Linked DNA regions of Homo sapiens: regions 1, 2 and 4 are each linked to region 3. Evidence: chromatin contacts called from ENCODE Hi-C or POLR2A ChIA-PET data. All regions are on one chromosome and are shown on one strand. The core of a region is the stretch at or near the end of the contact, and the rest is flanking DNA. Distances in the headings are between cores, read along the strand shown. Region 1 holds the start of LINC00426 (long intergenic non-protein coding RNA 426). Region 2 has its middle 22 kb from the start of LINC00426. Region 3 has its middle 12 kb from the start of TRN-GTT2-4. Region 4 has its middle 79 kb from the start of LINC01066.

What was found. A loop is a pair of places that touch in the nucleus more often than their neighbours do. ChIA-PET counts read pairs that join two places held with the same protein, here RNA polymerase II (POLR2A). Pooled maps may share reads with other maps.
Region 1: a map with no recorded cell type shows a loop between it and region 3 (20-fold over the local background). The contact joins the promoter of LINC00426 here to the enhancer-like site in region 3. A Hi-C loop is called at or near these places in 3 of 168 maps with a recorded cell type or tissue (B cell, CD8-positive, alpha-beta T cell and naive thymus-derived CD4-positive, alpha-beta T cell), 17 of 37 single-sample maps with no recorded cell type and 10 of 50 pooled maps. POLR2A ChIA-PET finds 5 or more read pairs at or near these places in 4 of 52 experiments (B cell, activated B cell, activated CD4-positive, alpha-beta T cell and 1 more).
Region 2: a loop to region 3 is called in a map with no recorded cell type, with 7 times the contacts of the local background. The contact joins two enhancer-like sites. A Hi-C loop is called at or near these places in 4 of 168 maps with a recorded cell type or tissue (ascending aorta, cardiac septum, dorsolateral prefrontal cortex and 1 more), 2 of 37 single-sample maps with no recorded cell type and 15 of 50 pooled maps. POLR2A ChIA-PET finds 5 or more read pairs at or near these places in 3 of 52 experiments (H1, T-cell and activated CD4-positive, alpha-beta T cell).
Region 4: a loop to region 3 is called in a map with no recorded cell type, with 9 times the contacts of the local background. The contact joins two enhancer-like sites. A Hi-C loop is called at or near these places in 2 of 37 single-sample maps with no recorded cell type and 4 of 50 pooled maps. POLR2A ChIA-PET finds 5 or more read pairs at or near these places in 1 of 52 experiments (activated CD8-positive, alpha-beta memory T cell).

The regions. Positions count from the first base shown.
Region 1 is chr13:30,372,371-30,375,228 of GRCh38, forward strand. It overlaps LINC00426 (long intergenic non-protein coding RNA 426), which reads right to left and starts at 1,544. Exons shown (of 5, transcript NR_024464.2): 1 at 1,413-1,544; 2 at 1-4.
Region 2 is chr13:30,394,334-30,397,141 of GRCh38, forward strand. No RefSeq gene overlaps it. Among named protein-coding and RNA genes, the nearest start is that of LINC00426, 22 kb to the left of the region's middle. Within about 2 kb of position 1,263, at least 40 of the 41 ENCODE cell types and tissues checked have a DNase peak (open chromatin) inside an H3K27ac peak, as active enhancers do.
Region 3 is chr13:30,660,825-30,663,845 of GRCh38, forward strand. No RefSeq gene overlaps it. Among named protein-coding and RNA genes, the nearest start is that of TRN-GTT2-4, 12 kb to the right of the region's middle. Within about 2 kb of position 1,410, at least 5 of the 41 ENCODE cell types and tissues checked have a DNase peak (open chromatin) inside an H3K27ac peak, as active enhancers do; they include B cell, where a contact is called at or near this core.
Region 4 is chr13:31,073,481-31,076,250 of GRCh38, forward strand. No RefSeq gene overlaps it. Among named protein-coding and RNA genes, the nearest start is that of LINC01066, 79 kb to the left of the region's middle. Within about 2 kb of position 1,396, at least 4 of the 41 ENCODE cell types and tissues checked have a DNase peak (open chromatin) inside an H3K27ac peak, as active enhancers do.

The sequences.
Region 1 (2,858 bases), core at 294-2,793, 290 kb before region 3:
TTTGCTTGAAGATAAAAACAGGCAAAGGTATAAACAGATAAACAGTCACACAAATAAGTAGCTGTGTGGGCCATTACTTTTAAAGCATAGTAGATGTTATTTGTGTTTGGAGAAGCTTAATGATACACTCAAGAATCCAATAGTAGAAACTGTTTGCTTTCAGGAAGAAAACGTTATATCAGGAAGGTATGTTTGAAGAAAAGAACTATATAACAGCGATCCACAATACACCTGTTCATTTGTAGCATAATAGTTACACCTGCTCCCTGGGGCTTTTTTGAGATTTCAGTCTTTGGTGTAAGACACACATACACACATGTGCACACACAATGGTAAGCATGCATGCTCTTCAGCTTCAACCCTCAGTGCGCAGTAAAATAAAAAATATAGTTGAATCATCTGTCTCAGCCCCAGCTAGAGCCCACGTCTTCCAACATGAATTTTAAAATACCTTTTTGCCTTTTAAAATATGCTGTAGAGGCCGGGCGCGGTGGCTCACGCCTGTAATCCCAGCACTTTGGGAGGTCAAGGCAGGCAGATCACGAGGTCAGGAGATGGAGACCATCCTGGCTAACAAGGTGAAACCCCGTCTCTACTAAAAATACAAAAAAGATTAGCTGGGCGTGGTGGCAGGTGCCTGTTGTCCCAGCTACTCAGGAGGCTGAGGCAGGAGAATGGCGTGAACCCGGGAGGCGGAGCTTGCAGTGAGCCGAGATCGCGCCACTGCACTCCAGCCGGGGCAACAGAGCGAGATTCCATCTCAAAAAAAAAAAAAATGCTGTAGATGAGTTTTAGTTTATCCGGGTCCTTTGTAATTAATCTCTGCATTCATCATAATTGGAAGAAAAGCTCAAAGTAAGAAAATAGCTTTCCTCCAAGTTTATTGCAATCAGAGAAAAATACAATTTAAATGTTTTTGTTTCCCATTTCTGTTCCTTACATGCATTGTCTAGAGTGGTTCCTGGTCTATAAGCCAGTGGGTTGAGATACCTGACCAGACCACCTTTTCAACCCAGTTCTTTCTCCTCTTTGTATTTCTCCCATACAATACAGTATTGAATATTTCATAACCTATGGGTGTATGTTTTTGGCAATGTGGCTAAGTCAGGCAGCATTGAGGACTGTCCTGGTGACAGTCCGGTGCAGCCCTCACCCAGGCTCCCACATTCACACCCCTCCACTCTCCAGTGGGCTGTGTAAGTTAACGGCAAATAAATGGCCCAGAATGGCTTCCTGTTAGAGAAAAAAAGGGACAAAGACTTCTGCCCTTAAAACTCTGGTAACAAAAGTAATCTAGTGGAAATCAACATTACTAGGAATATCCTATGATTTTGGTGGTGTTGAGTTCAAAGACAGCATGGCCGAATTGTGACCATCCACCCAGTCACATGAGGCAAAAACCCAGGCCCTACCTGTGTCCTGACCTCCAGCTTCCTCCCCACGGCCAGTTGGTTAGAACGTGTAGGGAGTGTACCTCTCCCAGCCGTGGAATCCCCTCACCATCTTCACCCCTTCCCCACCTTCAAAGACTTTCATGGCCGAGTGTGGTCTGACCACACTTGATCCAAAGCCCTTCCTCTGAGCTCTCAGCTCCACGTCACAACCTCGTGACCACGTGCCTCTCACTGTCATGTGCTTAGATATGTGTGTGTGTGTCCACCTCACCACACACTGTGAGATCCTTGAGGGCACGTTGTCTCTTTCATTTCTGTGTCTCCAGTGCCTAAAATGGAAAGTGCTCACTTACTAAATAAATATACAATATAAAAAATAATTTTTATCCCTTGTCCCATTTGAGATGGAAAATGAGTAAAGTTTACAAGTATTAATATAGTCAGCATCCCACTAAGACCACACAGACACTGAGATGAGCAGAGGATGCTGAGGAGCAAATGCAAAATAAACTATGAGAACTGTGACAGCTTCCAGTGCTCTTCATTATAAATATCAGCAATTGCTAATATCCAATAACATGTCACACACTCTACATTAAATCATCACAAGTCTCTAAGGCAGGTGTTAGTTTTCTCTTTGTACAGCCCAAGAAGCTGAGACAAGAGTCACACAACCAGCCAATAGAGAGAAAAGATTCAAACCCGGAGACCTTCTGTCTCTAATCCCACCCTCCTCCCACTGTCTCCTGCTGCCTCTCTGTTTCAAAGCTTGGCTCTGAGACTATGAGCACTGCCAAAATTTTACAACAGTTTGCGTATGTCATGGTCTGCAAAAGCTGTGGATGGCACTGTGGTGGCAGCCTCAATAGAAGGCTGAGACTACTTACCAGAGGGAGGATTTCCTGAGCTCCGATCACACCTGCTCTTTGTTCTCTCTCTGTCTGTCTCTCTGTGTGTGTCTCTCTCTCTCTCTCTCTCTCTCTCTCTCTCTCTCTCTCTCTCTCTCAATACAGACAGGGTCTCACTCTATTGCTCATGCTGGAGTGCAGTGGCGTGATCATAGCTCACTGCAGCCTCAAAGTCCTGGGCTCAAGTGATCCTCCTGCTTCAGTCTCCTGAGTAGCTGGGACTACAGGCATGCACCACCAGGCCTGGCTAATTTATTTATTTTTATTTTAATTTTGTAGAGACAAGGTCTCGTCCCTTCCCCAGACTGATCTCGAACCCCTGGGCTCAGGAGATCCTCCCACCTCGGCCTCCCAAAGTGCTGGGATTACAGATGTGAGCCACCACTCCTGGCCCACACCTACTCTTTATCCTCAACCCACACCCCCAGGCTCAAACTCAAAAGGAAGGAGCAAACCCTAGAAGCTGCGTAAAACACACCTTGACCTAAAATGTGCTCATGACCAGGCAACTTGACTACATATTCTCCTCGACCTACGGTGGAGTGACATCCCTATA
Region 2 (2,808 bases), core at 13-2,512, 270 kb before region 3:
CAACCTCTGCCACCCGGGTTTGAGCAATTATCTTGCCTCAGCCTCCCGAGTAGCTAGGATTACAGGCACACACCACCATGCCCAGATAATTTTTTTTGTATTTTTAGTAGAGATGGGGCTTCACCATGTTGGCCAGGCTGGTCTCGAACTCCTGATCTCAGCCTCCTAAAGTGCTGAGATTACAGGCGTATTTTAGCTTTTTGAAGAGGGTAGGATGGAGAAAAAGATGAAGAGGGAGAAAACCAAACTTCCTAACTAAATTTTGTGAAATAATTATATTTCAGTGACACAGTGAAATTCTTTGTATGGTTGTTCTTTCTGAAAAGAGCGAAATGAAATAGGATTGAGAATCCTGACTATACCAATAGATTTTCTTTTAAGGCTGCGTCTGTTCTGCAGTGTTTGGGTAAAGCACTTTCTGTGCATTGTGAAATAAAACACGCCTAGATTGTTAAAAAAAAAAAAAAAAGGCTGTCAATTTTCCGTTAAAGCCTTTTATCTGTACTTTACCCCTTCCCTCCAGCAGATTCTAAACTCTTCATTCACACCCACTATTGTCACTTCCACACTAAATTAAACAAACTCAGTTCGATCACTGCAGTTTTTGGAAGCACAAAGTAACACTATACAAGTTAGAGAAAGTGAAAGAACTTCTTTCTAAATTCAAACGGCTGAACAAGGAAACATTCAGGTAGGCAGAGTCCTTGCAGTTTCTGTTCTTACCACAGAAAAACTTAAAGAAGCCACATTCTGGATGTTGTTTTTCATGTTAACAAAAAGTCCAGACGGACCCCATAGCTCACAGTGCTTCTTCTCACCCCTCGCCCCTCCCCAAACTCCATCGACCCAGAAGCATTAATTTCATAAGGAAGAGAAAACTTGGCTTTCTACTAAATTCAGCTCTGAATTCAGCCCTCCATTTCCCAAGGGCTAGGACCCAGAGCCAAGTCAGCCCGCCCCTCCCTCTCGCTCCCAGACCTGAGCTGCGGATGCTGCAGCCCAGCACTCCTCCAGGTTTGGAAAAGGCGGCTACGCTGGGCAAGTTTGGAAAGTTCTGGGAGAAGAGCGAAAGGAGGGAGTGTGTGTTGGCTCTTTTCCTTTCCTTGGAAAGCACTTAACAAGAATGACACCCTACCCCCACATCAAATGCCTTCTCTTGCAGTCCTGGTTGTTTTATAAAAACTGAGTTCGTGTCTTTAATGCCAGGATTTTCTTCCTGGTAGTAAGCATTGGCTAATGATTGCCAGTCGGCTTCTGCGTCTGTGTGCCATGTGACCTGGACACGTGACTTGGAGCCGGCTGTGGTTGTTACTTGTATTTGAATAAGAAGATCAAGCTTATTATTGCAGTAAAAGCCTGTGGGACTTGTCTGTGCAACGTGATTCCCCAGGCGGGTTACACAACGCACCGTACAGCCTCGTCTTCCAGAGGCTCCAGTTGTTTCGTAAGGTAAAACAAACACGATTTTATATTTTCCAAAGTGAAAGTCCATTTTCCCCCTGGAAAGTGTCTGATGATCCTGGAAAAAGATGAAGCCTAGTTTCTCCAAACCCTGTTAGTCCCCTTGGTACAGTAAGGTAGAACTACTGCCCAGCACACAATTAGAGAAAAAAAAACAAATCCAGTCTCCTTTTCAAATAAAGATTTAGGATTGACGTTAGAGAAAAAAACATCCAGTCTCCTTTTCAAATAAAGATTTAGGATTGATGTTAGAGAAAAAAACAGATCCAGTCTCCTTTTCAAATAAAGATTTAGGATTGATGTTAGAGAAAAAAACAGATCCAGTCTCCTTTTCAAATAAAGATTTAGGATTGATGTTAGAGAAAAAAACAGATCCAGTCTCCTTTTCAAATAAAGATTTAGGATTGACGTTACCTTTTACTATTTCCCCTTCTCCCTTCCTAAAAAGTCTTCAAGATATGCTCTTATCTACCTATAAAGAATTTACACTAAAAATGACGTTTTTAAATTTAAAATTTAAATGGCACGTTCATTTTGCGATTTTTTTCCCTTAGATTTCTACAACATTAATAGTTAAATTTTTATTGTCCACATACCCTGTAAAAGAGACATCAGAAGGATTCATCTTTTTGTAGGTGAGAAGAGCTGGATGTTCCCTTCAGGTTAGGATGTATGCGTGCATATATATATGCAAATATATGCAGATTTACCCCAGGAGGGCTTTTCCACGACCAAGAAGGTGACATCTTTACCATGCATGTTTTAATACTTTCCCCACCCCAATGCTGAAGAAGCCCTGCTATAATTTGCTTTCTTCTGCCTCTAAGGGTGATGACTCAACTACAGAGGCAAGATCAGGGAGGAACAATAGCTTTGGTTATCTCTAATGAGCGATCCAATAACCATCAAACCAGTGAGTTCTCTCAGCCCAAGGCTGGCGCCTCTGTGTGGAACCGCAAAGGGCACTTTTCTTTCTTTCTTTTTTTTTTTTTTTTAACTTTTATTTTAGGTTCAGGGGTACATGTGCAGGTTTGTTACACCGGCAAACTCATGTCACAGGGGTTTGTTGTACAGATTATTTCGTCATGCAGGTACTAAGCCTAGGACCAATTAAACATTAACTCTCCATTTTCCATTCCCCTACCCGCTGGTAACCACCATTCTGCTGTTGTCTCTAGACACTCATATAACTAGAGTCACATAGTATTTGTCCTTATGTGACTGACTTATTTCACTTAACATAATGTCTTAAAGATTCATCCATGTTGAAGCATATGTCAGAATATCCTTCCTTTTTTAAGGCTGGATAATATTCCATTGTATGTATACCACATTTTATCTATTCAT
Region 3 (3,021 bases), core at 160-2,659:
TTCCCAAGACATTTACTTCTGTAACCAAAGTGGGACACCATCTAACAGTTCTGTTTTGGGAGAGAGTAATAACCAGTGCTTGTGAGGCTTGTTAGATGTTGGTTGTGATATATGAGATAGATGTTATTTCATTTAGACCTCAACATTCCTGTGCGTGAGATACTTTTATCACATCTTACAGATAAGGAGACTGTACTCATTCAGTTGTGGAGCTGAGATTGAGTAGAGTGGCTATTACAGCAGTTGAGTGCTGAGCTTATCAATATATGTTCCACTCCTCAGGCTTCATTTAAAGTAGGATGCCCAAACAGCACCACTGCCGTAGAGATTTGAGTTAACAGCAGTACTTACTGAGGTTTAAGGCTGGCAGCCAGTGTCCTTGCAGTAAAATTATTTGCTAGGGACTCAGTACTTCATAATCTATTTGTCAGATTTACTCCTAAGCTTCTGTGTTGTTTTATTTTTTTTCTGACAAAAGTAGTGCATATTGTCAAGGAAAAACTAGGAAAATACCAAAAAAAAAGATTTTTGACCATGCATTTTAATACTTAGTGACTACAAACATTTTCCTATTTTATGCATATAGATTTTAAATAAACGTGAGATCCTATTGTATCTGTTTTAATGGATAAACATTGTTTCACTGTTTTAAGATTCTGAGGTGATTTATACTGTCTTGCCATTGTTAATTGCAGCAGTTAGCCTTGTTGATAAATTTTTGCATGGATCCAAGTTTTGTTTTCCAGGAGTGGAGTTGCTTGGTCAAAGGAAATGCACATTTAAGGTTTTTTGGTGATTGCATGACTGACTTCCCTGGGCCCTCGCCAACACTAGGTAGTAGTATTGGGAGGAAGGGGGGAACCAATCCTGGGTGCTCCAAGATTACTAGTGAGCCTGAACATTTTCTATAACTATTGTCCACTTGAGTTGTTGTTTTGTTTTTTTTTTGGTGGAGGCGGGGGTGGGTTTAAGAATTGCTTATCCTTTGCTTGTACTAATTATCTTTTCAACAAATATTTCTAGATTACTGCTAAGGACCAAGCACTGTTATCAGCCTGAGATAAGGCAGCACACTAGAAGGAAATCCTTGCTCCTTTTGAGTTTGCCTTCCAAACATGGAGATCAATATATAATGTTAGGTAGTAATAGGAGATACATGCAGTTGATTCATGTCATTTGTAGTAGTTATGGTCAATAAAGTTGCCTTGAACACTGAATTAGTATAAACTGAAATACTGTTCCTAGGGGAAATAGGTTCCTGCTAGCCTGTGGTCATGAGATTTTTGTCAAACAATCACTATATAACCTTTTCTGTTTCTGTTTAAAGACATGTTATTTGATCTATATGGTTGATTCTTTACATTAACATGGCCAACAGCACTGTAACTCAGCCTGAACGAAGCTTATCTGACACATGGTGTTCTCCATAAGGCACATCATAGCTTTCTGTGCTTAGGAACACTAGACGGCACTTCAGCACTGCACTTGAGGACGTTTTAAACAGTGAAATCAACAAAAAGCACAAAAAAATGCAACAATAGGCTGGGCAAGGTGGCTCACGCCTGTAATCCCATCACTTAGGGAGGCCGAGGCGGGCGGATCACGAGGTCAGGAGATCAAGACCATCCTGGCTAACACGGTGAAACCCCGTCTCTACTAAAAATACAAAGAATTAGCCGGGCGAGGTGGCAGGCGCCTGTAGTCCCAGCTACTCGGGAGGCTGAGGCAAGAGAATGGTGTGAACCTGGGAGGCGGAGCTTGAAGTGAGCCGAGATTGCGCCACTGCACTCCAGCCTGGGCGACAGAGCGAGACTGCGTCTCAAAAAAAAAAAAAAAGGAACAATAACAAAGACACTAGTCCCCCAAAAATACACTTGTTTACAGTGTGAACTGAAAGAGGAAGGTGGAGTATTGACTTGTTTGACCTCAGCTGGAAATGTGCACGTCCTGTGACTCAAATTTTTCTCTGTTCTGTGCATGCATGTCCACGAATAACCACAAGAAGCACTGAAAGCATTGATTTTTAGGGTTACAAATTAATTTTAGCAAGTAAATGAATTCACAAATACGGAATCTGTGAGTAATGAGGACTGATTCTTTTTTTTTTTGGAGATGGAGTTTCACTCTTGTAGCCTAGGCTGGAGTGCAATGGCATGATCTCGGCTCACTGCAACCTCCGCCTCCCGGGTTCAGCCTCCACCTCCCGGGTTCAAGCGATTCTCCTGCCTCAGCCTCCCGAATAGCTGGGATTACAGGCTTGCACCACCATGCCCGGCTAATTTTTGTATTTTTAGTACAGACGGGGTTTCACCATGTTGGCCAGGCTAGCCTCGAACTCCTGACCTCAGGCAATCCACCCACCTCAGCCTCTCAAAGTGCTGGGATTACAGGCGTGAGCCACCGCGCCCGGCCGAGGACTGATTCTTATGTCAGATGGCACTAAATGCTATGGAGAAGAGGAGTGGATGAGAGGGAGAAGTATTTTAGACCAGGTAGACTTGGAAGGTTTCTTGGAGGTGGGTGATGTTTGAGAAGAGGCTTCAATAAAGTTAGGGAGCTCGCCATGTGATTGCAGGAAGAGCGTTCCAGGAGAACAAAAGTCATGAAGAGTGAGTGCTAGGCATGTGTCTGGTCTGTTTGGGCTGCTATAACAAAATACCTTAGACTGGGTAAAATGTATAAATAATAGAAGTGTATTGCTTATAGTTCTAGAAGCTGGGAAGTCCAAGATCAAGGTATCAGCACATTCTGGTGAAAGCTGCTCTGCTTCATGGCTGGTTCTCTCACTGTCCTCACATGGCATAAGAGGGGCACAGAGCCCTCAACCGTCTCTCCAGTGGCCCCATCTCTTAGTACTGTTGGATTGGGGATTTAGACTTCACTAATTTTGGGGGGACACAAACATTGAGACCACAGCAGCATGACTGAGGATAAGCAAGAGGCCAGTGTGGTTGAGCAGAGTGATCAGTGAAGGAGAGTTAGGACATGAGTAAAGAGGCTAGCAGACACCAGATCTCATAT
Region 4 (2,770 bases), core at 146-2,645, 410 kb after region 3:
TTCCCAAATAGGTTTACCTCAGGCGAGGAGGGGAAATGGTGATAGAAGAAACCAACAATTGCATAGAGAGCTCTGCAGTCAGGAAGTGCTTTCAAGTGCTTTTGTTTATTTAATGCCAGAATCTCTGGCTTCATTTTTGTTATTAATGAACATGAAAGGGGATGTGTCTTGGTCAAGTCCATAGATAAACCAGGGCTGGGCCTTGAGTGTCTTCCTACCTGCAAATCTGAACAGGGTTCTGTTTTGTGACAACAGATCCGTGGGTTCCCATCATACTGTGGATGCAAAGAGGTAAGAGACAGGGAAGGGCAGGCAAGAGAGTCTCCAAGATCCACCTCGAATCATGAAAAGTGAAAGTCTGAGCTTTGAGGGAACACACTCATCTCACTGCCAACCCTGTGGGGAGCTCTGGGCCTATGACTGTGGAGGTGGCATCTGGGCTGGCCCTGATGCTATAAGCCACAGTGGACAGTCAGCATCACCCTTCCACCAGGGCCCCAGTTTCTGAAGACTTACCTGCTGGTTACTGTGCTGGGGATCTGACTCGCCTTGAATCTGCTCTAGGTTTCCATGGTGATTACTTAAACTTTTCATCATCCTTCCTTTAGACCTTGGAGGAGAGCTATGCTCTCTGGTTTCCATGACAACCATTTAACCATGTGTCTCTGTCTGGCTGTTTCAGAAAAGAACTGCTAGAAATCATGCAAATGAACTAGCTGCTCTCTCCTTCCTTTAAGAAAATAAAAATAAAGTGACACACCTGCTTAGAAGTTTCAGATCTCTGCTCATAACAAGAAGGGTGACTGTGTCAAACTGCTGTTTGAGGAAGGTTTATTGCATTGCTTTGACACTTTAAGTGCTCACCCGGAGTCTCAGGCTGACTCTGCTGTCTTAAGCAATTACACTCACCACTTATCCTCCCTCCCCACTGCCTGGCAAATGAAGAGCTGCAAGTTAAAGGCTGTTTACCTTCCTACTGTTTGTTGAAGGAGAAAGGGAAGGACAGGGCCAGAGTGACCAGCCAGTCACCCTACCCAACTAGCCATTCACCACTGTGGAAAGATGCCACAGACAGCATAGTTGTTACCTCCGGTCACTGTCAATAGACTGGCCAGGGGTGGTCCAAGACTCAGATTGCAGCCCCAAATTATGTGGAAATCACACACGTGAGTCATTGGGAAATGACTTGACGCTCTCTATCAGAACTCATGGAAGAAAGAGCAGCCCTTCTTGAGGTCAGGTCTTTGGGCCAGTCAGAGAGCTCAGGAGAAGTAGAAAGATGAGATATCCTGCTTCAGTTTGGACAACTGTCCCCTCCAAATCTCATGTTGAAATTTGATCCCCAATGTTGAGGTAAAGCCCAATGGAAGGTGTTTGGGGCATGGAGGAGGAGCCCTCATGAGTGGCTGTGATGCCATCTTCACAGTAAAGAGTGAGTTCTCACTCAATTAGTTCCTGTGAGATGTGATTATACAAGAGAACCTGGCACTGCCTCCTCTCTCTTGCTTCCTCTCTTGCCATGTGATCTCTGCACACACTGATTCCCCTTTGCCTTCTGCCAAGAGTGGAGGCTGCTTGAGGTCCTCACCAGGAGCAGATGCTGATGCCATGCTTCACATACAACCTGCAGAACTAGGAGCTAAATAAGCCCCTTTTATTAATAAATTATACAACCTCAGTTCTTCCTTTGTAGCAACACAAACAGACTAAGAGAGCACCCTTTCCCCTTCCTGGACACATCCTTGAACTACAGTATAGTGACATGCCCCTAAACCCAGGGTCCCAAGAGGCAGCATGAGCTAAGGCAGCCATGGATAAGCACAGTATTTAAAACATGTTTTGTTTTGTTTTTTTTGAGACGGAGTCTCGCTCTGTCACCCAGGCTGGAGTGCAGTGGCATGATCTCGGCTCACTGCAAGTTCCGCCTCCTGGGTTCACGCCATTCTCCTGCCTCAGCCTCCCGAGCAGCTGGGATTACAGGTGCCTGCCACCATGCCCAGCTAATTTTTTGTATTTTTAGTAGAGACGGGGTTTCACCGTGTTAGCTGGGATGGTCTCGATCTCCTGACCTCGTGATCCACCTGTCTCAGCCTCCCAAAGTGCTGGGATTACAGGCGTGACCCACCGCGCCCAGCCTTAAAACATGTTTTGAAACCGGGTAATATTTAAAGTTCTGGAACTTTCTAACAAAAATAGAGACTTCCCACTAATCTTGAAAATTAAGCAGATCTGTGTTAGAGTTCTATTTGACAAGGGTCTACTGGATGGAGCTGCACTCATCCTTCCAGATTAAGCATACATTCACTCTGGTTGAACTTTTCTATTTATTTATTTTAAAAAAATTTAGAGAGAGGATCTTGCTCTGTTGCCCAGACTAGAGTGCAGTGGCATGATCATAGCTCATTGCAGCCTCAAACTTCTGGGCTCAAGTGATCCTCCTAACTCAGTCTTCCAAGTGGCTGGGACTGCAGGCATGAACAACCACACCCAGCTAATTTGTTTCATTTTTTGTAGGGACACGGTCTTGCTATGATGTTGCCCAGGCTGGTTTTGAACTCTTGGGCTCAAGCTATCCTCCTGCCCAGCCTCCCAAAGTGCTGGGATTATAAGTGTGAGCCACTACACCTGACTGAAACTTCCTAAACAGAAAATTCTTCTCCATGATTCCTGAAAAATATTTGGACTGGTAACTTGTAGTAACATGCACAACACTCAAACAAAACCAATTATCCCTCAACTCATAGCTGAAGTCACACATGATGGAAGAGAG